Regions from separate parts of the Homo sapiens genome. Here regions 1, 2, 3, 4 and 6 are each linked to region 5. Evidence: chromatin loops called from intact Hi-C (ENCODE). Cell type or tissue: mammary epithelial cell. All regions are shown on one strand.

The links. A loop is a pair of places that touch in the nucleus more often than their neighbours do. Peaks named below come from ENCODE experiments on the same cell type or tissue, not always from the same donor. Only the 100,000 strongest peaks of a DNase experiment are listed, where the experiment ranks them.
Region 1: it touches region 5 in a loop (5-fold over the local background); 6 of 110 quality-filtered maps call a loop at or near these places.
Region 2: a loop joins it to region 5, with 4 times the contacts of the local background. A loop is called at or near these places in 9 of 110 quality-filtered maps.
Region 3: a loop joins it to region 5, with 8 times the contacts of the local background. A loop is called at or near these places in 12 of 110 quality-filtered maps.
Region 4: a loop joins it to region 5, with 6 times the contacts of the local background. A loop is called at or near these places in 12 of 110 quality-filtered maps.
Region 6: a loop joins it to region 5, with 4 times the contacts of the local background. A loop is called at or near these places in 10 of 110 quality-filtered maps.

What each region holds. Positions count from the first base shown.
Region 1 is chr2:217,275,421-217,279,420 of GRCh38, forward strand. No RefSeq gene overlaps it. Among named protein-coding and RNA genes, the nearest start is that of DIRC3-AS1, 5.3 kb to the right of the region's middle. In mammary epithelial cell, no CTCF peak of the experiment used is centred here; a DNase peak (open chromatin) is centred at 2,451.
Region 2 is chr2:217,648,675-217,652,674 of GRCh38, forward strand. The region is part of intron 2 of DIRC3 (disrupted in renal carcinoma 3); the gene reads right to left. Among named protein-coding and RNA genes, the nearest start is that of DIRC3, 140 kb to the right of the region's middle. In mammary epithelial cell, a CTCF peak has its summit at 2,266 (motif pointing right); a DNase peak (open chromatin) is centred at 2,267.
Region 3 is chr2:217,141,244-217,145,243 of GRCh38, forward strand. No RefSeq gene overlaps it. Among named protein-coding and RNA genes, the nearest start is that of DIRC3-AS1, 140 kb to the right of the region's middle. In mammary epithelial cell, a CTCF peak has its summit at 1,600 (motif pointing left); no DNase peak of the experiment used is centred here.
Region 4 is chr2:217,368,743-217,372,742 of GRCh38, forward strand. The region is part of intron 8 of DIRC3 (disrupted in renal carcinoma 3); the gene reads right to left. Among named protein-coding and RNA genes, the nearest start is that of DIRC3-AS1, 88 kb to the left of the region's middle. RefSeq lists an enhancer at 1,254-2,453. In mammary epithelial cell, a CTCF peak has its summit at 1,902; a DNase peak (open chromatin) is centred at 1,859.
Region 5 is chr2:216,680,802-216,684,801 of GRCh38, forward strand. The region is part of intron 1 of IGFBP5 (insulin like growth factor binding protein 5); the gene reads right to left. LOC124900515 (a long non-coding RNA gene) reads right to left here. Exons shown (of 2, transcript XR_007088080.1): 2 at 438-4,000. Among named protein-coding and RNA genes, the nearest start is that of IGFBP-AS1, 12 kb to the right of the region's middle. In mammary epithelial cell, a CTCF peak has its summit at 1,845 (motif pointing right); DNase peaks (open chromatin) are centred at 1,690 and 3,260; H3K27ac peaks cover 1,400 bases.
Region 6 is chr2:217,391,046-217,395,045 of GRCh38, forward strand. The region is part of intron 8 of DIRC3 (disrupted in renal carcinoma 3); the gene reads right to left. Among named protein-coding and RNA genes, the nearest start is that of DIRC3-AS1, 110 kb to the left of the region's middle. In mammary epithelial cell, a CTCF peak has its summit at 2,097; DNase peaks (open chromatin) are centred at 2,786 and 3,656; H3K4me3 peaks cover 855 bases; H3K27ac peaks cover 1,805 bases.

The DNA of each region.
Region 1 (4,000 bases), 590 kb after region 5:
GAATTCTCCAAACTAGGGCTTCTTAGGCTGGAGCACATAAAATGGAAAACTAGTTCAACAGAAAGAATAGTAATACAAAAGGAATAGAAATCTTTCTGTACATATAAAACAATAAACAAAAGAAGCCCATGAAACTCCCTTAATGCCTCTCACAGCCCCCTGGGTTAAGGACTGAGCAAAGGTTTGAGGCATTTTCTTTTTCTGCATCCAAGTCCTTATTTTCAATTAACACTCTCATCACATCCCTTCCTGGGGACAGGAGCCTGAGGAAGCTTGAACAGGTAGGGACCATCTGGACCAGCTGCACTGGCTGTAGTCTGGTTGTTTTAAATCTCACCTTGCTCCTTCCCTCTGGTCCCTCAACTCCCTTCTCCAGATGCTCAGGCCTATATGTCTTGATCTCATGAAAGCTCTGAAGCTCTGTGACCTTTTCTGACAACTTACTCTCTGTGCTGATTTTCTTTTGCGTAAAGCACCTGCCATATGGACACATCTTCCTAGTTACCCTCTCATCTGTGAGAGTCCACTGGATTGGAGTACCACAGTTAGGTTCACAACCCTGAGTCTGTACGGAGTCTCTGAGGTCATTACCTCTCTCTTTGTGCCAGTATAAGGGATGGTTTTTTAATTGAGATCTTTATTAATTTTCACATGTAACTTTTACACAATAGATAATATATCCCCACAGAATAATATTCAGAATATACAAAAGGGAATACTGTAAAAAGCCTTATGTATTCAGTTCCTTTCTAGTTTTGCGTATTTTTTCCAGAGAGGTTTATTTTCTGTCTCTTATTATTCCTTTTAAAAAATACAAGAGCGAATATGCAAAGCATATTGCTCTACACTGGCTTTTGTTTTAAGTAAACCTTCTGTTTTAGAATAGCTTTAAATTTATAAAAAATTGCAAAAGTAGAATAGAGAGTTCCTATTAACCCCCTACACACACACACACACACACACACACCACGTTCCTCTAATAATAATAGCTTAACATTAGTAAGGTGCATTTGTTGCAATTAATAAGCCAATATTGACACATTATATTTAATGAAAGTTTGTACTTTACTCAGATGTTCTTTGTATTTACCTCATGTCATTTTCCTGTTGCAAGATTACTTCCACAACACTACAGTTCATTTAGTTGTTGCGTCTCCTTAGGAGTCTCTCGGCTCTAACAGTTTATCAGATTTTCCTTGTTTTTGATGACCTTGACAAATTTGAGGAATGCTGTCAGGTATTTTGTAGAATGCTCCTTGGCTGGGATTGTCCTGAGGTTTTCACACCGTTAGACTAAGGTTATGGGTTCACACAGAGGTAAACTGCCATTTTTCGTATCAAAGGTACATGCTGTCAGTATGACTTACCACTGGATATTAACCTTGATCACCTGACTGAAGGTGTTTGCTAGGTTTCTTCACTATGAAGTTACTTTTTTTTCTCTCTTTGCACACTCTTTGGAAGGAAGGCACTAGGTACAGTCTACACTTCAGAAGTGGGATTTATGCTCTATCTCCTTAAGAATAACTGCACAAATTATTTGAAAACTTTTTGCATAAGAGATTTGTCTTTTCTCCCCCATTTATTTATTTATCCAGTCATTTATTTGAGTGACATAATTTGTATGTTGGTATAATGTCAGATAATTTCCAGGATGAGTGTCTTAATCCATTAGGGCTGATGTAACAAAATATCATAAACTGAGTGGCTTGTAAACAATAGAAATGTATTCCTCAGAATTCTAGAGGCTGGGAAGTTCAAGATCAATGCACCAGCATATTCAGGGTTTGGTAAACCTTCTTGCCGTATCCTCAGGTGGTGGAGGGGTGACACTCTCCCTGGGGCCTCTTTTATTAAGGGCACTAATCCAAATCACTAGGGCTCCTCGCTCAGAGCCCCCAATCACCTCCCAGAGTCCCTAGCTCCTAACACCATCACCCTGGGGGTTAGGATTTTAACACATGAGTTATGAAGCAATGTAAACATTTAGTCCATCGTAATGAGGAATTGCGGAGTCAGAGGAATATGTGCTTGTCCTTTTGATGGATGTTGACAATTGCCCTTCAATGAGATGGCTCCAGCATACATTTCCGTAAGTGGTGGGTGGGCAGTGCCTATTTCACCCAGCTTTTCCCACATGGTGTATACATAAATTATTTTATTTTATTTTTTCACAGGTCTTAAATGTGGGAAATAGTCTACAGTTTGGAAGACACCAGAGAAAAATGCTCCACAGCTCGCCCTGGTGACTCACTACAACTTATGGGAAGATGTGAGATTATTCTGTATTCTAATGTATGTTAGAAGGCACACTCCACCCAAAGCCTTCCTGTGTGTTCCTCCCTGTGAGCTCACATCCCGTTCACCAGCTGACTGGGAAGGGAAGTCAGGACCAGCCCTGACCCCATCACACCATCATAACCTCGGGATGGCAGGGCTGGAAGGCACCTCAGACGTCATCCTTTGCAGACTCTTCATTTTACAGTGAGAGGCATGACGTGTCCACAGCTGGTTAGTGCCAAAGCCTGGGACAGGCTTCACATTGTCCAGCTCTTAGTCAGAGCACTGTTGACAATGTCTGCCTTCACTTGGAATTCAGCACCTGCTTTCAGTATAAACCCCTGCATTTCACTAAAACTGAGCAGACTGCTGGTTTAAAAAAGAGAGGTCCATCCAGCAGGGATGATGCTTTTCCTCGTTGAAAGAGGACATTCACCTAATGGGAGACCTGGAGTCAGAATCTTTCTGATGTGTGACTTGGCACAGTAACACAATGCAGGATGCTGGTGTGTTAATAAAAATAAAAATTGCATCGCCTACCTCAGAGTCGACAACAATGTCAAGGAGTTAATGTGAGTACATCTGAAAATGTTACTAATCATGATGATGATATCAATGTCTTTTATTTGCAAGTTCCATTTGTTTTTACTGAAATAATTACTCCTGAGTGGGGCTAGAAGCCAAGCACTTGACAAGTTTGCTCTTTGAACCAGTATGGTTGTGATGTGATTTGGAGTTCCTGCTACTCCTCTCCTCTAAATTTCTTGGATTGGAAACTGTCACTCTTCAGTTAGGAATGCTGAACGGATCCCAATGCTTTAGCGGTGGCCTGGACAGAATGAACTAGGGAGGCTACCACATTTGTTTAAAAGTGCACTGTTCTAGACATCTCTATAAGGAATAAATTACTGGGCTCTGTGCTAATCTGTTTGTATGGCTATAAAGGGATACCTGAGGCTGGGTGATTTATAAAGAAAAGAGATTTAATTGGCTCATGGTTCCACAGGCTGTATAGGAAGCATGGTGCCAGCATCTTTTTCTGGTGAGGGCCCCCAGAAGTTTAAAATCATGGTGGAAGGTGAAGGGGGTGCAGGTGCATCACATGGCAAAAGCAGGGGTGGAGTCAGAGGGCAAGTGTTCCATGCTCTTTTAAACAACAACCAGATCTTGCATGAACTCAGAGCCACAACTCAGTTATCACCAAAGGGATGGTACTAGGCCATTCAGAAGGGATCCACCCTGATGAATGATCTAATCACATCACAACCATACTGGTTCAAATACAGATGTGCTGATTGTTAAAAGACCGAACTACTTCTTTACTGGTTGGTAAATAGTCACTGCTTCAAAAACCCAGGGTGACACCCCATTTTGATCACTTCTTGTTCACCCCATTTGTGAGGGAGAGATTCCCCACCCTACACAGAATGAGATGGCTGAACATGATACCCAACAATGGACAGATGAGATTAACAGCAGTTTAGTAGTCACATTTACTCACAGCTCACAGGAGGAGGATGCCAAATGCCTTGCAGGGCCACATGGAGATTGCACTTGGGAATAGAGTGAGCAAGCAGAGGCTGTAGGAGGCCGACTCTGCAGTAACAAGAGGGTGAAGTGCCCCCTGATTCCCACTGGAGGAAGTAGTTGGTTTGTCTGAATACTTTTGTAGGCTTGCAGGGAACTAAAATTCACTAGGTTGAAGGCCACGTGGTGTGCA
Region 2 (4,000 bases), 970 kb after region 5:
CTGTGGGAGGCCGAGGCGGGCGGATCACGAGGTCAGGAAATCGAGACCATCCTGGCTAATACGGTGAAACCCCGTCTCTACTAAAAAATACAAAGCGGGAGCCTGTAGTCCCAGCTACTCTGGAGGCTGAGGCAGAAGAATTGCTTGAACCTGGGAGGTAGAGCCTGCAGCGAGCTGAGATTGCACCACTGCATTCCAGCTTGGGCAACAGAGCGAGACTCAGTCTCAAAAAATAAAATAAAATAAAATAAAATAATAAAAAAAAAAAACAAGAAGTGTTTGGGTAATTCCTTCATGGATTAATGAGGTATGGGTTACTGAGGAATCACAAGAGTGGGACGGGTGACGTTATGAGGACAGGAAGAGAGACCTGAGCTACCATGCTTAGCACCCTGGACATGTGATGTCCTGTGCTGTCTTGGGACTCTGAAGAGAGTCCCTACCAGCAGGAAGGCCCTCACTAGATGTGGCTGCCCAACCTTGGACTTCATAGCCTCCATAACTGTAAGACATAAAGTCTCTTTCTTTATAAATTACCCAGTTTTAGGTATTCTCTTATAAGCAACAGAAAACAGACAGAAATTATCACGGATCATCCACATGGGCCCAATGTAATCACAAAGGTTCATAAATGGAAGAGGTCATCATGAGAGTCAGCTTCAGAGTGATACAGCCTAAGAAAGACAACCAACCACTGATGAATTGAAGATGTAAGGGGGCCCTAAGCAAAGGAATGTGGCCAGCTGGAGACAGAATGACACGGATTCTCCCCTGGAGCCCCCAGATGGCTGCCTCCACACAGCCCTGACAACACCTTGATTTTAGACTCTGACCTCCATAACTGTAATTAATAAATTTGTGTTGTTTGAAGCTGCTAAGTTTGTGTAACTGTTTACAACAGCAATAGAAACTAATACACCATGCATAGAAAGGAATTAAGATATGATAAAAGTAGCATTTCAAATAACTGGAGAAGGGTATAGTATTTGGTAATATATAGACAATTAACTAGTCATCTGGCTAAAACACTAAACAAAATCAAATTTCTATGCCATGCCATTCACAAAAATAAAGTCCAGATGGATTAAAAATCTAAACAATGTACACGTAAAAATACTGGAAGAAAATATCGGATAATGTGTTTATGACTTTGGAATAGGGAAGGGGAAAGACATAACCAAAAAATGAATAAAGTTTACAACAGTACAATATAAAACACTTCTATACAAAGACATCACAAGCAAAATCAAAAGGCAAGCAAAAAATGGCAGAAATACGTTTTCATCTTACGTATATTCTTTGAATTTTGTTGTTTTATTTTTCTTGACAGTGAATGTGAATTAGTTCATTAATTAAAAACAAAAAAAGGCAAAAAGAGTTGGAAAGAATCTCCTCTACCACCCTCTTTTCTTCCCAGGAATGAACTGGAATGAAAGGAAAAACTTTTTAAAATCAAAAACACTATGAGAACACAAGCCCGTGTTTTATTGAAGCAAAGAACAAATTATGATTTTGGAGGGCATTTCCTCATACAATCTTTCCCACATCCTCAAGCTCCTCTTTCTTGAAGACACCTGTGGAATGAGCTAAGGTCAGCCTGTGTTCATAGGAAAGTACTGCTGAAAAGCTAACCTATGTAGGGTCAGCCGAACATGTGGCAGAACTGGCCAATTATCTCTCCTTTTCCCACATCTTCCTGGGCACACAGCTAGACTACGTTTCCCAGCATCCCTTTGCAGTTAGCTATGTGCACATATCTGAGTTCTGTCCAATGGAATGTGGGCAAAGGTGCCACCTCTAGGCCTGGCACATGAAAACCTCATGTACTTCATGGTCTGTCCTCTTTTGCTGTTTTAATAAAGATGAATATGCAAACTTGGAAGACTTGAAGTTGCAAAGCCATAAAATGGAAAGAACTTGGATCCTTGAATCACTGCCTAGAGAGTCACCCACTGATCAGAAACACCCATATTGGGCTTTATAAGAGCTAGAAAAAAAGTTGTATTTGAGCTCATATACATTTTTGAGCTTGCGTCTGATTCAGTAGCTAGTATTCCCTTAACTAACTCAGAAGCCAACCTGGCTTCTTTTGGCAAATTCCTTGGTCTGACACCTCCCCCAGCAGTTCAACTGAGCTAATTATTAAGCTAATGACTTCAACTGCAAATCCGTCCTTCTATTCTTGACTTTATGAGTCCCTGAGCTGGGACCCAGCAAACCACATTTCTGCTGTGCCTAATAGTTTCCTGCTAAGGTCTGCCAATAGAGGGCACTAGAGAGAGAGACTGCAAGGCTGGAAGAGGGGAGAAGGTGCCTGCTCCCTTCTGTCTGCTTCTTGTTCCACTTCCTTGCTTCTCGTTTCTGGAGGTGTTACCGGGCCACGTTCACCCTGGCAGCTGCATTTCATTCCAGTAGCAGCCACTTTTTTCCATCACCCAAAGTACCATCCTCATTATCTTCCTCTGGGAGACCAGCATCAGCTGGTAATAATTCCAACGTCTTTCTTTCTTTCCCTGGCCCTAAGGATGGTACCCCTTCCTTGCAGTTGCTACTCTGTGATGTCTTTTTTTTTTTTCTTTTTGAGATGGAGTCTCGCTCTTGTCACCCAGGCTGAAGTGCAGCGGCACTATCTTGGGTCACTGCAACCTCCGCCTCCCGGGTTCAAGCAATTCTCCCACCTCAGCCTCCTGGGTAGATGGGATTACAGGCGCACACCACCATGCCCAGCTAGTTTTTTGCATTTTTGTAGAGGCAGGGTTTCACCATTTTGGCCAGACTGGTCTCAAACTCCTGACCTCAAGTGATCCGCCTGCCTCGGCCTACCAAAGTGCTGGGATTACAGGCTTAAGCCACCACACCCGGCCAACTCTGTGATGTCTTAGGGTTCCCTTTGAACATTCAATCCCTAGTTAACAATTCTTTAGGTTAAATTACCTCTGTTAAAAACCACACCAGATATTTTGTCTCATAGCTGGGTGCTGATTTATACACCAACACGTTTGGAGCTACCTGGGGTTTCTCCATCATCCCAATGGTAATGATACCACAGTATGAGCCATAGATTTCTGTCTTCCTCCGTCCAGCACCTGAGCCTTGCCTACCTTTTGCCACATGCAGAGGAGAAGCAAATCACAAAACGTGTCTCCCTGCCTCCTGCTGGCATTCAACAGACCTCACCTAGGGCTGCAAACTGGAGCTATGAAGACCCAGCAGAGTATGTTTTGTCCCCTATGCCCACAGTGGCATCGCTGGGACGACCACACATTGGAGTACCACCTCCACTCCAAGGAAAAGCAGGGGAGCCACAGAAACAAATTCTCCACTGCTGCCCTTTGAAACCATGCTTTGAAATGTCCACCCAATTTACCCCCTTTCTGATCTAAATTCTACACCAGAGTAGGGGACACATAGCCTAGAAGGAAGGGCTGCTGTGACACTGGAAGCTCCTTAAAGACCAGATTTTTTTCATATGTGTCTCCCGTCCCAAGGCACAAATATGAACTTGCATCTGAAGCTGAATAGCTCTTTAGATAACGCATGCTTGCATTTATTCTCTTTGCCTTTCGCATAGTAGACATTCAGTGAGCCTATCAGGACTGGAGTGGAATGGAATTAGATTGGGAGGAAGCTGCCAGTTGAAAAGTCACTTTTTCTAAAAAGCCTTCTCCTATTCCCCTGGAGAGAGGGAGATGCTTTTTATTCCCTTCTCTGTGTTTCCACAGCTCTTGGTGCTTCTATTTCATCCCCTGTCATGCCGAGTTGCAATTTATGTTTCCTTTCTGCCTTCCCAATATACCAAGAACCTGCCATATGCAAAGTCGCCATGTCTTTTTCATTGTTGTATCTCCAGGCCTGGTACCCGTAGGTGTTCAAAGGATAAGTAAATTAATGAACAAACCCTAGCCTAATGGAGCAGCTTTTCAATCAAAATGAATTATAGCTCTAAGTGCATTAACCTTTAGAGGTAAATAGATGAATAAGAAATGTGCTAAAGGGCACT
Region 3 (4,000 bases), 460 kb after region 5:
TGCCTTTATTTTTGAAGAAATGTTTTGCTGAATATATAATTTTTGGTTGTCATTTTTTTTAACTTTTAGTGCTTTGAACGTGTCAACATGTCATCCTATTGTATTCTGGCCTCTATAATTTCTGATGAGAAACCAGTTGATAATTACATTGAAGGTCACTTTTACAAGATGAGCCACTTCTCTCTTTCTATTGACTTTGGCTTTTAATCATTTAATTACATGTCTAGGTATAGATCTTTCTTGTTTTATCTAGCTTGGAGTTTGTTAAGCTTTCTGAATGTTTACAGCAATGGTTTTTATTAAATTTAGATATTTTGGCCATTATTTTTTCAATTTTTTTTTCCCTTTTCTTCCTCCTCTCCTCCTGGGGTTTCCATTATATATAGTTGTTATTGGTGCCCCACAGATCTTTAAGGTTCTGCTCCGTTTTCTTTATTTTTGTTTCTTTTTTTGTTTCTGTTTCACAGAGTGGATAATCTCAGTTGACCTATCTTTAAATTTGCTGAGTCCATCCTCTGCCTGCTCAAATGTTATGTTTAGGTCCTATAGTGAAATTCTTATTTCAGTTATTGTATTTTTCAACCTCCGAATTTTTATTTGGTTCTTTTAAATATTTCTCTTTTTATTGACATTCTCTATTTAGTGAGACATCCTCTGGGTTTTTAGACTTTTTTTTAGTTTTTTAAAAAAACACATTTCAAATAGTTGAATAAAAGTCTTTCTAGTAATATCTGGGTTTCTTTTGGAACAGATTTTATTAATCACTTTCTTTCTGTGTATGAACAATACTTTCTCATTTCTTTGCATGCTTCATAATTTTTTGTTGAAAATTAAATATTTTAAATAATATAATTTGGAAATTCTGAAAATCAGATACTTCTCTCCAGGATTTGTTATTTTTGCTCATGTCACTGTTTTTGGTTTCTTCAGTGACTTTTGTAAACTAACTCTGTAAGACGTATTCTTGCTGTGTGTGGCCACTAAAATCTCTGCTCAGTTATCTTAGGGGTCAACTAGTGATTTGACAGACATTTCTTTAAATGCTGGGTAGCAATAAGCCTTTCAGTGTTTTCCAGCTGTGTGCATGTTTGGATAGCCCTTAGACACTCAGCCAGGCAGCTTAAAATTCTGCATTATCTTCATTTCCTGCTTTCCAGAATCTTAAGACTAGCTGGAGGTGAGAGTTTAGGGTCTTCTTTGGTTGTTCGTGAACATGTACACAGCTTTGAGCATATCCATAGTTTTATACATGCATGTGACTTTCTAGGTTCCCCAAAATTGGTCAGAGCTTTTCAAAGCCCCCATGTAAACTTATTCCCACCTTTTCCTTTTAATTTTAAAGTTTTATTGTTGTTGTTGTTCTTAGCCATTGTTTGCCCCAACTGTTATCTACTGTCTTAGGCAGCCTCAGAAATAAATAATTGTCCATAATTGTTTTCAACAAACACCCCTAAAAGAAAAAGCTTTTTATACTGGGCCAGTGCCAAGTCAGTTCAAATACTCTCAGCTTTGCAAGTGGAATCTTCCAGAGAATCACCAGACAGGTCAAATTATGATAATCTCTGGGAATTAGGTTTTGAAAGAATGCCAACCCTCTTCTGCGCCCTCTGGTGGCCTCCAGCCTGCTGATTTTTACTCAGAAAGCAAGGTATTGATTTTCAAGGCTTTCATGGAGTGGGAGAGATAAGAATTAAAATAGGGTAAATTTAAAACACCAGAAATTCACTGTTCTTACCAAGATTTAGCTGTTTTTCTTGACTAAATCTTCCCTGATTGATGCAAACTTTTAGTTAATTTCCAGAGTTCAAAAAAAGTTGATTCTGACTTTTTTTTGTAGGTTTTAAAAATTGTTTTATGAAAGGGAAAATTTTCAGAGGTCCTTACATTGCCATGTCACTGGCATCACTCTCTGTATAGTTTATTTAAAAAGGAATGTGCAACTATTTTTTCAAGTGATTGTACTATTTTACGCTCTCACAAGCAATGCATGAATGTTGCAATTGCTCCACCAATATTCGGTGTTGTTAATCAGTTTTATTTTGGTCTGTTAGATATTTGTGTGAAGGTTTTTTGTTTTTTATCATTTTTTGGTGGTTTTTTATGAATTCCAATTGATTAATTTGTTTTATATTTAGATATTTTTGTATTCCATCTAAAAAATAATTTCCTACCTTAAAATACCAAAGATAGTCTACTATCTTTCCTGCTAGAAGCTTTATAGTTTATGGTTTTACATTTAGGTCTATGATCTAGCTCAAATAATTTTATATATGTTGTGAAGTAGGGGTAAAGGTTTATTGTTTCCCATATATATTTTATATATATATATTATATATATTTATTTGTTTCATTACTCTGTCCTAAAAAATATTATGCATTCTTCACTAAATTTTCCTGATGTTTTATGTTAATATCAATTAACATATGTTTATTGGTCTTTATTTCTGGAATCTCAATGATCAGTTTTGTTAATCTAATTTTCTATCCTCGATACCAATATTACATTAGATAAATTACCAAGGCTATGTAGTCAACCTTGGGATAAGGTTATCTGAGCTACCTAACTTTGTTGTTTATTTCAAGAATTTTTGGTCTAGATTATTTGTGTGTTTATATATTTTAGAATTTACCATCACTTTCTTGAAAAGGACAAAGGGAATTTTTAATCTATAGGTCAATTTGGGAAGAATTGACATCAAACAATGTTAAATCTTTCAATCCGTGAACACAGCATATCTTTCTATTTAGGTCTCCATTAATTTTTCTCAGCCTTATTATACAGTATTATATAGTATTCTTACATGCCTTTTGTCAAGCTTATCTCCAAATTCTTTATGCTTTTATATGCTGCCGAAACAGTATTTTAAAATTACATTTTAAAATTTATTTTCATAATTGTTTTTTTGTATTGTTTACACCTCCTGAAAACTTGCTAAATTTACTCGTTAGTTCCAGTAGTTGTTTTATAGATTACTTAGGGTTTTTTTATGTAAACAATTCTGTCATCTACAAATAAAGACAGTTTTACTTTTTACTTTTCCATCTGTATATTTTTAACATTTTGTCTTGCCTTATCGCACTGGCTAGGACCTCTAATACGATGTTGAATAAATATGGCTATAGCAAATATTTTTGATTAGTTCTCAATCTTAGGGAGAAGGTGTATAATATTTAATAATTGATATGGTATTAATGGTAGAGTTTTGGTTTTGCTTCTTTGGATTTGGCAGAAAGGGCTGCTTTTTTCAGTTTGAGGAAATTCCCTCTGTTAGTTTTCTCAGAGTTTTTAAAATAATCATAAATGAGTGATAATTTTTTCAAATGTCTTTTTTTCCATCTATTGAGATGATTATATAGTTGGGTTCTTTTTTATTAGTTAAGTTATTGTAGGAATGCAATCTTGCATTCCTAGATATCCTAGGTTGCATTACTAGGATAAACCTTACTTGGTCTTTTAATATACAGCTTAATTTGATTTGCTAATTATTTCTTTCTTTCTTTATTTTTATTTATTTTGAGATGGAGTATCACTCTGTTGCCCAGGCTGGAGTGCAGTGGCGCAATCTCGGCTCACTGAAACCTCTGCCTCCCGGGTTCAAGCGATTCTCCAGCCTCAGCCTCCTGAGTAGCTGAGACTACAGGCACGTGCCACCATGCCTAGCTAATTTTTGTATTTTTAATAGAGACAGGGTTTCACCATGTTGGCCAGGGTGGTCTTGATCTCTTGACCTTGTGATCCACCTGCCTAGGCTTCCCAAAGTGCTGGGATTACAGGCATGAGCCACCACACCCAGCCATTAATCTATTTTTAAGAATTTTTCTGTCTATGGTTTGAGGAGATGTTGGTTAGTAACTTTCTTTTCTTACAAGGTCTTTGGAACTTTTGATAGCTTGTTATTAGAGTTACACTGCCTTCATAGCATAAATTAAGGAGTGTTTCCTTCTTTTCTATTTTCTAAAATAGTTTCCATGTGATTGATTTCGTTTCTTATTTAAATGT
Region 4 (4,000 bases), 690 kb after region 5:
TTTAGTTCACTCTACTGAAGACTTGGATGTTGAAAAGCTCCTTTTATCTCTGCATCCTTCTCTCTCCAAGGAATGAAGAAAATCCCATTTCTATTGTCATAGAAAGAGTCTAGAGACCATCTTTTAGGGTCTGAATTTTTTGTTGGGATCTTACTCTCCAAATAGAATGGTTTATCAAGGCTTAAGAAAGATTTTGGGAAGCAAAATGTTCTCCTTATTCACATATGTCCGATTGTGCACAAACACATACATCACTTCCACTCTCTTCTTGGTGGAAGAGAAACTAATACAAGGAGTCAGCGGATGCATACTAATGGTGGAACAATAGGCTAAAGTTCCCTGGGCTACATATTCGTTTGTCCTAAGTCCTGGTTGTTGAGTCTTCTTCATTTTGAGATCTGGGCTGGAGGAGAAATCCCTCCCTGGAACACACTGCCCTTGCAAAAGAAGGAAATGAGCTGTGTAACCTGATGATGTTTTTGAAAGTTTCTGCTCAGATGTAGCCCACGTAACTTTTGCTCACTTTCCATTGGCAAATGCAAGTCATATAGCAAAAGCCGATCTATGGGATGTGTGTGTATAATTCTCTTAAATACATGGAGGTTAACTGAGTGGGGACAGTAATGGTACAATACCCATCGAATAGTAACCTCCTTATCATCCTTCAAGAAGCAGCTAAAAATGTCATCTCTTCAGTATCATTCCATGGAAACATCTATCTCCCTGTTCTGTTCTACAGCATTACAACATTGAGACTTTCAGGACAATGTGCTGATTCCCCTACTACTTAGTGAGCCCTTTGAGGGCAGTGATAGTCTCTTATTTTATTCTATCTTCCCGTTACTTAGAACAGTCCCTGGAGCCTAGTACATTGTGCTATTATTGCTTACTTAGGGGAAAAAAAGGTGGTGCAATAATGCATGGAATCAGTCTTGAAATCCAAGGAATATTAAGAGAAAGTTATAAAGGAGGAGATGGAGAAAGACCAAAAACTGACTTTTGCACTTTTAAGTTGAGCTGTGTGTGTGTATATATATAATAGATATACAAGAAATATAGATGAGGCAGCTGCATTTATAAGCCTAAAGTTTTGGAGACATTTTCAGGGTGGATATATAAATTTGGCATACATTGGCAGTCATCAGCACATAGACGGTGTTATCACCTAAGAAAAGAATGGAGAAAGAGATGTTTATGATGTGTTTCCCATTTCCCACTTCCCACTTCCTGACTTGCCCAGAGACTGTAAGTCAGAACCTCTCCTTGGACAGACTCTTTTTTTTTTTTTCTTTGAGAGGGAGTCTTGCTCTGTCACCTAGGCTGGAGTGCAGTGGCGCAATCTCGGCTCACCGCAACCTCCGCCTCCTGGGTTCAAGCAATTCTCCTGCCTCAGCCTCCTGAGTAGCTGGGACCACAGGCGTGGGCCACCATACCCAGCTAATTTTGTGTATTTTTAGTAGAGATGGGGTTTCACCGTGTTAGACAGGATGGTCTCGATCTCCTGACCTCGTGATCCACCCGCCTTGGCCTCCCAAAGTGCTGGACAGGCTCTTAAAGTGTCTTCTAAAAGATCAACCTTGGTTGACCGTAGGTTTTTCATTAGAATGGAGACATATACTCAGCCTCAAAACTCTAATTTGACCCTCTGTTCCTTTGGGCTTACTTCTGCATGGAGCTGGGTTATATTATTATAGGGACCTTCAAAGTGCATTACCCGTCACCCCCGGACGCCTGTTGCATGAGCCATCCAAACCACATGTCTGTCACTCTCTTCCCTCCTCTTCCCCCATTTGTCATGTTGGTAGGATGACAGCTTTGTATTGAGTGAGTAATGAGGGCCAGGCATGATGACAAATGCCTTGCATGTGCTATCTCATTCCATCCTCACCACAACCTGGTGAGGGAGGCATTGACTCAATTTACGGATGTATTCAAAGCTCAGAGAGGTTAGGTAATGTGCCTCAAGTCAGCACGAGTAAGAAGCAGGTCTTTTGAATGGAAGTATCTCTCAGTGCAGATTCCATGCTCTCCATAAGCCACCAAGCTGCCTCAAACACAAACAAATCATTGAGAGCTGAGTCTTCTGGAAAGAGATATTTACACTTTGCAGGTAAAGAAACATACGCACATACACACGATACGTCTATATCTGTGTGTAGATATAAGTATACTTGGATTTTTTAAAAAAACAATATGTTACATAATTTCCTGCATTCTTAAATAGATAATGAATAATATTTAATAATTCCTCCATACTTTTATTTCATGTCTGCTCTGTGCCTCGCATTGTGTCAAGAGCAGTGTTTTGAACTTATTTTGAATTAACTGTTGTCCTCCAAAACTCTTAAGGGTTTGCGGTTTAACTGAAGAGAGGTAAGCTACATGCTGCTCTATGATCACCCTGACCCCCAATGTGATGGTATTTGGAGACAGGGCCTTTGAGAGGTAATTAGGTCATGAGAGTGGAGTGCTCCTGATGGGATTAGTGTCCTTCTAAGAGACAGGAGAGAGCTTGCTTCTTTTCTGTCTGCTCTCAGCTATGCCAGGACATAGCCAGGAAGAGGGCCTTCACCAGAACCCGAACAGCCTGGTACCTTGATCCCAGACTTCCATCTTACAGAACTGTGAGAAATACATGTCTGTTGCTTAAGCCAACCAGTCAATGGTCTCCTGTTACAGCAGCCTGATTAGTTCAGACACATACACATGTATGTATAAAAGAAGAACAGATCATATTAAGAGGAATAAGATACTTCTTTTTAAATGTTAAAGGCCTTCTAATTTGCAAGTCTTTTTCCTGTGTATAATTTCATTTGATCTTTGAAATAATTACCGCTATTTAGCAGACAAAAAAAATTGAGGCTGGGAAAATTTCAGTATTTGTTGAAGATTACACGACTAGTAGATGCCAAAGCTGGGAAATAAAACCCAGGTTCAAATCCAAGATTCCCTCTGGTAAAGTGAGGCTGACTCTTTACGGGAACAAGCTTCTCTCCTGTTCTCCAGGACCTCTGAGGAAGGAAATCTCACTCCCTTCTTCCGGCACCCAGGAACCTCGCTCCTTTATAGGAATGAAGTTCTGGTGTTCATTTTTGCTAAACTGCACTCGTGGGTTTGGCTGAGTGATGCCTGAGGCTGGGGGTGGCGGGCAAGAGAATGTGTGTGCCGTGTAGCTCCTGCCAGCCCTGCAGAGCTGGCATTTTCTACAAGAATGCTTGCTTCTCAGAAACACTGTTGATAATGAGGTTGCTCATTTTTAAAATGCTGTAACTGATATTCTGGGAAAACAAACCTGGTTCCAGAAGTGCAGCTGTGGTGTTTGGATTTAAGCTTGGAGGTAGTTGTTTAAGATGAGCTTTTAGCTGGCCTGACGACCTGTCAATGGACTGCGACGGGGCGGCACAATCAGGCCATTGTACTAACAGAGAAATCTCAGGGCTCTTCAGAGCCTAAGAGGATTGTGAGAATTCCTGAACCTGGCACCTACTAAAGTGGACTTTTCACCTCTTGGGACCCTGGTAAAGATGAAGAGAGAGAGAGTTTCAAATCAAAAGAAATGTGCCACGGATTACAAGAAATCCCCTCTAGCCTCAGTCAGACTTGGAGGACATGCAAATGCATTTGAATGGAGGAAGACTATTTGGGGCCCCTGGGAAACAGGGTGGCACAGAGCAGTTTCCTGGCCTCGAAGAGGATGCAGTTTTCCAAGATGTGGGGTTTGCTTGTGCATCTCCATGCGCAGGGCAGGGGGCTCAGCACAGTAATAACCAGAGTCACACACCATAGGCAGATCCCTGGCTCTGCTTGGAGGGACAAAGATTCAGAGCTGGGCGGATCATCAATAGACCATCTACACCAAGCCCCTGACTCCTGAACTACATTCTTTCCATCATACCCGTCACTCCATGTCTATTTTCTCAGTATTGAATGAGAAAGGAAATGAATGTTTACTGCATCTAATTATGTGCCAGGTGCCTCATTAAGTTTATAATGGAAATCA
Region 5 (4,000 bases):
CTCTCCCTAAATAAAATTCAACCTGAGAATCCTGGTACCCCTTCTGGACTCTCACCCCCTCTTCCCAGTCATGTCTTGATGTCCCAGTACCTCGATTCTGCTCTATCAGACCCTGCTGTGACGACTCATCAATAGGGTGACATCTCTGGTAGGTGGAATGCAGGATTCTAGGGATTAGTTAAAAGGGTCATGTTCTGGGGTAAATTGACTTTTCTTGGTTGTAGCGCAAGTGAGATTGGCAGGAGGAAGGGAGAAGCATGGCTGGTTTGGGGACTTTGTACAAATTGAAAGGCTGGGGCTCCGTTATCTAGTAACACAGGCCTCACGCCAAGGCTCAGATCTTGGAGAAGAGGGAGTAGGGAGAGGGAGTGCTAACCATTGCACAGAAGGGCTTTTGGGCACGTCTTATGGAGGGACTGGAGCCGTGCCACTCAACCTCAGCATCACCACGCATTTTAATCCTCAAAAAGTAGTTGACTACTGTAGGGGGAGGGGCAGACAGGATATGGTGGCTACTGAAAGCCTGGAGGGGGTTCAGATTGGAGAAGCCTGGACCCCTTCCTCAATCAAGATTGTAACTGGATAAAGTGAGGGCAGGTGGGGGAGTGGGCTGGCTGCTGACCAGCGCATGCGTCTATGCGTCTCCTTCAGTGGGCTGCCCCAGCCTGGCCTGGAGAGCCAACACATTGTCACCTCTTCAAGGGGAGACAGCCTGGGAAGCTGGCTTCTCTCCTGTGGCTGGTGTAGCAGTTCCTGGAATCCTTTCCGTAGGCCATTTAGTCCATCCCCCTGTGTCCAAGCAGAAATAAGCATCTATCTCTCTAGTTCTTAAGGACATCTGAAATGGGGGTGCCATTCCATCCTCCTCTGGCTACCTGTTGGGGGAGGCTCTGTCCATTTGGTCAGAGGGTGCCCTTTTCCAGCTGTCATTTTAGCTTATTCTCTCTTTGGCCTTGGGGGACACAGAAGCATGGTGGCCCACAGCCTTCCCTCAACAGCTCTTCTCAAGACCTTTCACCTTTTGGGACTTTTTCTAAGAAGTGCTGTGGGCTGTCCTTAACCTTGAGTCACCCTTTCTGGGAGGGGGATGGGGCTGTTGACAACGGTTTGATAAACCTTGGGGTAAATTTATTTTGACCTCTCTTACTCTTTTCTTTGAAAGTGTTCAAGTACTGCCCCGGGGCCAAGCAACCATGATACTGGCATACAAAATGTAGATTCTTGTATCTCTCTTCATTTAAGGAACTCAAAATGCTTTTGCAAACTCTCTCCTTTTCCCAGCCTCCCCAAGGCAAGTCTCCTGAGGGCACACCTTCCCCAGCTTTGCAAGCTTTTTGGCTGCTTCTGAAGAGCAGGCTTAACATTTTGATGTGCCTCCTGGTTTCTGGTGCCACTTAACCCCATGGGACCTATTCCTTAGGCAGCAGCAGAGTCCAGTGTCGAAGATACTAATCAGGGTCTTGTGGTCACCTGTAGGCTCCAGAGAGACAGCGGAAACTTGGAGGGGAGCCAGGGCAGAGCCATGGAGATTAAAGGGCTGGAAAGTAAGACTGGAGCTGAGTGCCAGAAGCAGCCAGCCCGACTCAGCTGCTCTGTGGCTGAGTCATAAATAGGCTTTCAATTGTGGAAGGCTTTGCGTTTTAGATAAAACAAGAAGGAACAAGTAGACTGGCTACTCTGGAGCTATTTCATCAAGAGAAAATGAACTGAGGTTGCAGAAGGGATCTAGGCAGGATACCCGGGAGGACTTCCTGGTGAAGATTGTTCTGCACGTGAACAGCAAAAGAACTCAACAGTCTGCTCTGGAACCTGTTTGACAAACAGGTCAATATCTCCATGTGGCCAGCAGAGGGCGTGGGAGACTGACACCCACACAGCATGGGCACACTTCTAGGGACTGGAAGCGTTTTTTGTTTTTTTTTTTTGAGACAGAGTCTCCTTCTGTCGCCCAGGCTGGAGTGCAGTGGCGCGATCTCGGCTCACTGTAAGCTCCGCCTCCTGGGTTTACGCCATTCTCCTGCCTCATCCTCCCGAGTAGCTGGGACTACAGGCGCCCGCCACCATGCCCGGCTAATTTTTTGTATTTTTAGTAGAGATGGGGTTTCACCGTGTTAGCCAGGATGGTCTCGATCTCCTGACCTCGTGATCCGCCCGCCTTGGCCTCCCAAAGAGCTGGGATTACAGGCGTGAGCCACCAAGCCCGGCCTGGAAGTGTTTTTAAAATCTGGAATTTGGAATTGAGAGCGGTGGCTCATATCTCTAATCCCAGCACTTTGGGAGGCCAAGGTGAGTGGATTGCCTGAGCCCAGGAGTTCGAGACCAGCCTGGACAACATAGTGAAACCCCGTCTCTACAAAAAAAACACAAAAATTAGCTGGGCATAGAGGCGTGCGCCTCTAGTCTGAGAAACTCAGGAGGCTGAGACCGGAGGATTGCTTGAGCCCGGAAGGTGGGAGGTTGGAGGTAGGAGGTTGGAGATTGGAGGTTGAGGCTGAGGCTGAGGTGAGCCATGATTGCTCCACTTTGATAGCTCCACTGCACTCTAGCCTGGGGGACAGAGTGAGACCCTGTCTCAAAGAAAAAATAAATCTGGAATTTGGGTGCCTCCCTCTCCTACTTCTGCAATAATCATTCAAATAAATCCCTTCCTTCTGTTTGTGTGTCTGCAGGATATATTTAAAGAGTCAGGGAGACAAACAAGCGAGGCCCGGAGAGAACCCATGTGTGGGAGAGTGAAGGCAGGTGAGGGAGAGGGGAACAGGGCTTGTTTGTGCATGGCATTCTGCTGTTTCTGTAACCTCCAACTGGAAAATGATCCAGGAAGGAAGAGAGACATATTCCAGACTTCCCCGCCCATGAGATGCTGTTCTGAGAGGTTTTTGCAGAGGATGGGAAATGTGGAATGCTCAGCATCCATTTCTCCTGCTGGGATCTATGGAGGCCAGACCTTACCTTCATAACCCTATTCAATGACTAAGGGAGGGGATGATGATAATATTATCTGGATACAGTATTTACCTTTGGGGTGGGATCTAAATCTCTGGCTTCTATATAATACCTCCAGTCCTTCCCACTGGCTCTCCAATGCCTCTGGCCCCTGCCACATTTGGGTGGCCAACTCAGTCCTCTTTCATTCATAAGGAGTTCCCCATACACCCCAGTGCAGCAGCATCCACAGAGGCACACACAGTACATCAGCCTCTCCCCATGGTAACATGAACACGTGTTTGAGGATTGCACCATCCTCTATGTCCTGGCAAACACAGAGAGTGTCATGATGCAAGCCCAGCTGCTACAGACCCAGAGGCATCTTAGGGTGAGAAATACTCCATGCTGCACAATTGCACAACGCATGTACCCTGCCCAAGCTCAACCACTTTCTCCAAACCTGCCCTTTTGCCACGGCTGTTCTCTTCCAGTAGAGTCTGAAGGGTTCTGACTCCACCTTGCTTGCTGGTCACAGCAATGGATGGATCCAGGAGACCTGCCTGCCTAAAATCTAAACCCCCCGCCCCCGGACCTCTTAGCCACACCCCGGTGCTATTAACAGCCTGTTCCTGGGCTGGTGTTAGTTTATCACTCTATCTCACTTGACCTAATAATCAATTGTAAGAGAAAACTAGGTGACCCAGATATTGTGCCTTAGCTTACAAAAATCGAAGAAACAGAGGCATCCTTGAAATTCACAGTCCAGGAAGAGTGTCGGGCTTTGCCAGGCCACCCAGACCTGGGGAGATTCTCCCATCTCCTTTTCTAGACAGAAGATAAGATGAGGACGCCTAGAATCTCTCTACAAAGAATGAAAAAGGGAGCTGAATTTGTTCTGGGTTTCATTCTAGTCCCCCCTGTGGAATTTAAACAGCCAACTTCTTACGGGCAGAGCTTTGTCATTTCTCTTTGTCTCACCAGCATATAGTATTCAATAAATAACCTTTAAATGGAGAGATGTGTAAATCTGCCCAAGAGGCAAAGAGAAGTAGGTCTGGAAGTATTTCTGTAA
Region 6 (4,000 bases), 710 kb after region 5:
CAAGGCTTGGGGCTTGCACCCTCTTAAGCCATGGCCCGAGCTGTACATTGGCCCTTTCAGCCATGGCTAGAGCTGCTGGGATTCAGGGCACCAAGTCCCTAGGCTGCACACAGCAGGGAGACCTTGGACCCAGCCCACTAAACCACTTTCTCCTAGGCCTCCAGGCCTATAATGGGAGGGGCTGCAGTGAAGACCTCTGACAGGCCCTGGAGACATTTTCCCTATTGTCTTTGGGAATAACATTCAGCTCCTCGTTACTTATGTAAATTTACGCAGCCAGCTTGAGTTTCTCTCCAGAAAATGGGTTTTTCTTTTCTGTCACATAGTCAGGCTGAAAATTTTCCAAACTTTTATGCTCTGCTTCTCTTATGAAACTGAATGCCTTTAACAGCATCCAAGTCACATCTTGAATGCTTTGTTGCTTAGCAATTTCTTCCACAAGATACCCTAAATCATCTCTCTCAAGTTCAAAGTTCCACAAATCTCTAGGGCAGGGGCAAAATGCCACCAGTCTCTTTTCTAAAACATAACAAGAGTCACCTTTGCTCCAGTTCCCAACGAGTTCCTCATCTCCATCTGAGACCACCTCAGGCTGGGCCTTATTGTCCATATCGCTATCAGGCTTTTGGTCAAAACCATTCGACAAGTCTCTAGAAAGTTTCACACTTTCCCACATTTTCCTGTTTTCTCCTGAGACCTCCAAACTGTTCCAACTTCCGCCTGTTACCCAGTTCCAAAGCCACTTCCACATTTTTGGGTATCTTTTCAGCAACACCTCACTCTACTGGTACCAATTTACTGTATTAGTTCATTTTCACACTGCTGATAAAGACAAACCTGAGACTGGGCAATTTACAAAAGAAAGAGGTTTATTGGACTTACAATTCCATGTGGCTGGGGAGGCCTCACAATCATGGCAGAAAGTGAAAGGCATGTCTCACATGGTGGCAGCAAGAGAGAGAACTTGTGCAGGGAAACTGCCCCTTATAGAACCATCAGATCTCATGAGATTTATTCACTATCACAAGAACAGCACAGGTAAGACCTGTCCCCACGATTCAATTACCTCCCACTGGGTCCCTCCCACAACAAATGGGAATTTAAGATGAGATTTTGGTGGGGACACAGTCAAATCATATTATCATATAAGCAGGATCTAACTTTAGCATATGCAAACACTGTATATGTGTGATTCTTTGAATTGCCCTGCAAGCCAATTCTAACATCTTGATGGTTCCCTTATTAATTATTGAGCAATATAAAATCTTTGACATGTGCTCATCTTACAATATCTAGGTGTTTTGGTTTTACCTTTTAAGAATAGATTAGCTAAAGAGAACACACTGCATGTCAGTTTTCCCAGAGCCTCACCATAAGCACAGCTTTTCCTCAACATTATGAAAAAATGAAACTTTTCCTTAGCAACATTGCATAGTTATTTTTTACATTCCTGTCCTCTTAAAGGGTGCCCCATTTCCTTTCCCTCTCATCTCCCCTTTTATTCCCCTTTCTGCCACCCCAGCCAAGTGGTCTTCATCCATTCCCTTGCAAAATTAGTTATCTCTTTTTTTGCCACCCCCACCCCAAAATTAATTTTCTATAAAAGCCGATACTCATCATCATTACAGTGTAGCTGAGATATAAACATTAATGTGCACCCTTTCGTACAGCACTTCTCTAGCATTTTGCCAGGGAACAAAGGTTTCAGCTAGAGAAAAAAAATTCTAAAGGTTGAGACTTCTGGGAGAAAATCACAGATCATTTCGTAGTAAAGTATAAAGGCTTTTCAGATACTCTGAAATCAGACTTTGTCACCTTGTGTCCCCCCACAAAAAAATAATATTTTTGAGTGATAACCAGTACCAAATAGACAAGTCAGGCTGTTTACCAGTGGAACAGCTCCAGGTTATGAAAAATAATGCTGAAGGACAGGGTCCTTTGCTAGAAGAATGTCACTTGAGGTACAATACTCTGTCCTAAACAGTCAAACAACAGACACACAGTAGAATAAACATGTTGAGCACACAAAATGAAGAATAACAATGCATTGAGTGTGTGTGTGTACAGTGTGAGAGGGAGGCAGTGTCAACTCTCTGCTGCCACCTGCTCTGGAATGGAAGACGCTGGGTGTTCAGAAGACAACCACATTGACTTTCCTACCCTGGCTCTTCGTGATCTGCCATCTCCAAACTTTTTAAGTTTTCACACAGGGCACATGGAAAAGAAGACAAGCAGCACTTTCTGAAAACATGAGTAATGGGAAGGCTTGATCAAATGAGCAGGCAAGGCCATCCCAGGGGCTTCTCCTGATATTACTTCTCTTCATGATGTAACCTGCCCACTCTCTATGATCCGCAGTTAAATTGCTAAGATAGGTTTTTGGGTTGGACCCAGAAACCGTCAGAGTCTCGTGGTCTTAGGGATCAGGATTGCTACTACCTCACCCCCCCCCCCCACTCAGTTTAAATGGGGACAACTGATGTCTAGGGACACTTCCAGAGGTCTCAGGCTATAATTAGCTGATGAGTATCCAATCTGAGGTCTTAGATATAATGAGCTGTAGCCGACAAGGAGAATTCAGGCACCAGCACTTACCAGATATGGCAAGCTCCACCTCTCTCTTTATTCCCTTCATCTTGCTTCTGCCAGCACTCCCACAGACCTCGTGCAGGGCAGTGAGCCCATGGGAAAGAGCCAAGAATTCCTTCATCTGGGGCTGTGCCTCTGCAACCCTGAAGATTTAGGGCCAGAGATGATCCGCTTTTCAGAACTCAACAGCCAATCTTTGGAAAGAACCTATGACTCAATAGCAGCCATGCGATTCAGCCTGCACCCCTCCACCCCTCTGCCCTCACACCCCCAACTTCCAAATATGGATAGAGTTAATGTCCCACTTCTGAAACACATGTGATTGTACAGTCATTCTTCAGTCACACCACCTGAAGATGATTTAGTCCATGGAATTCATCAGAGAACAAAGAGCAAACCAGCTGCTGATTGATTGGGGTGGTGTCAGAATCAGAACTAGAACACAGAGTGGGAAATATTAGGGCCAGGAATGCATCAGCTCATTTAATTAATTTTCTGAGAATCTTTGGTTCTAGTTTCTCTTCTGCTCTTCTGTCTTATCTCACTACCAAATGAGATAATTTAAAATAATGTATATAAAAGTGGTTTGAAAATAATAATATGGAATATAATTGAAATAATAATTGGAAAAACAATGAAATGAACATAATATGGAATATCTATTATGCACTGGCCAAGTGTTTTATATAAATTATTATATCTAATCCTTAAAGCTGAAGCTCAGAGAAGTTAAGAAATTTGCCTATAAACACAGAGATCTGTCTGATTCAGAAGTTCCTCTTTTGACAGTGCAGCTATACATCTCCCAAGCTGTTTACTTGGGGTATAGACCCTGATGGCTGTTCTAATGCTCTTCAGCTTTTGGGCTGGCCCCTCTAGCTGTCTTAATGAAATACAAAACAGATCTCTACAGTGTCCCAAACAAACTCCTTCATATGCCTCCACACTCCAGAACAACTAATTGCCAACGAGGAGTTAGTGATGCAATGGCAAGGTGGGTGGCTTTGTATGAACAAGAACAAACAAGGATCTTGCCTGAAGGACACATACATTCCACCAACTCCTATGCCAGGAGACTCATTTCCTTTCAAATACCACCCATTTTACAGAACGTGTCAGTGCCCTGAGTAAGCCCCACCAGCTCTGTGTCTTTAGTTTCCAAACCGGGCTGAAACAGTGGGTGTTTAATCATTGTTTTTATGAGCTCCTGTATGTCAGCACTTTGACAGATGTTTTAAATAGATCAACTCATTTAATGCACTAGTACAAACATGTGAAATATCCCCATTCTACTGGTGTGAAAACTGAGGCCAGGAGAGGTCAAATTGGAAATTCTACATCCCTGATCAGAGCCACTAACCAAGATGCAAAAAGCAACGAAGAACCTCCACAGCTAGTAACTGACAACACG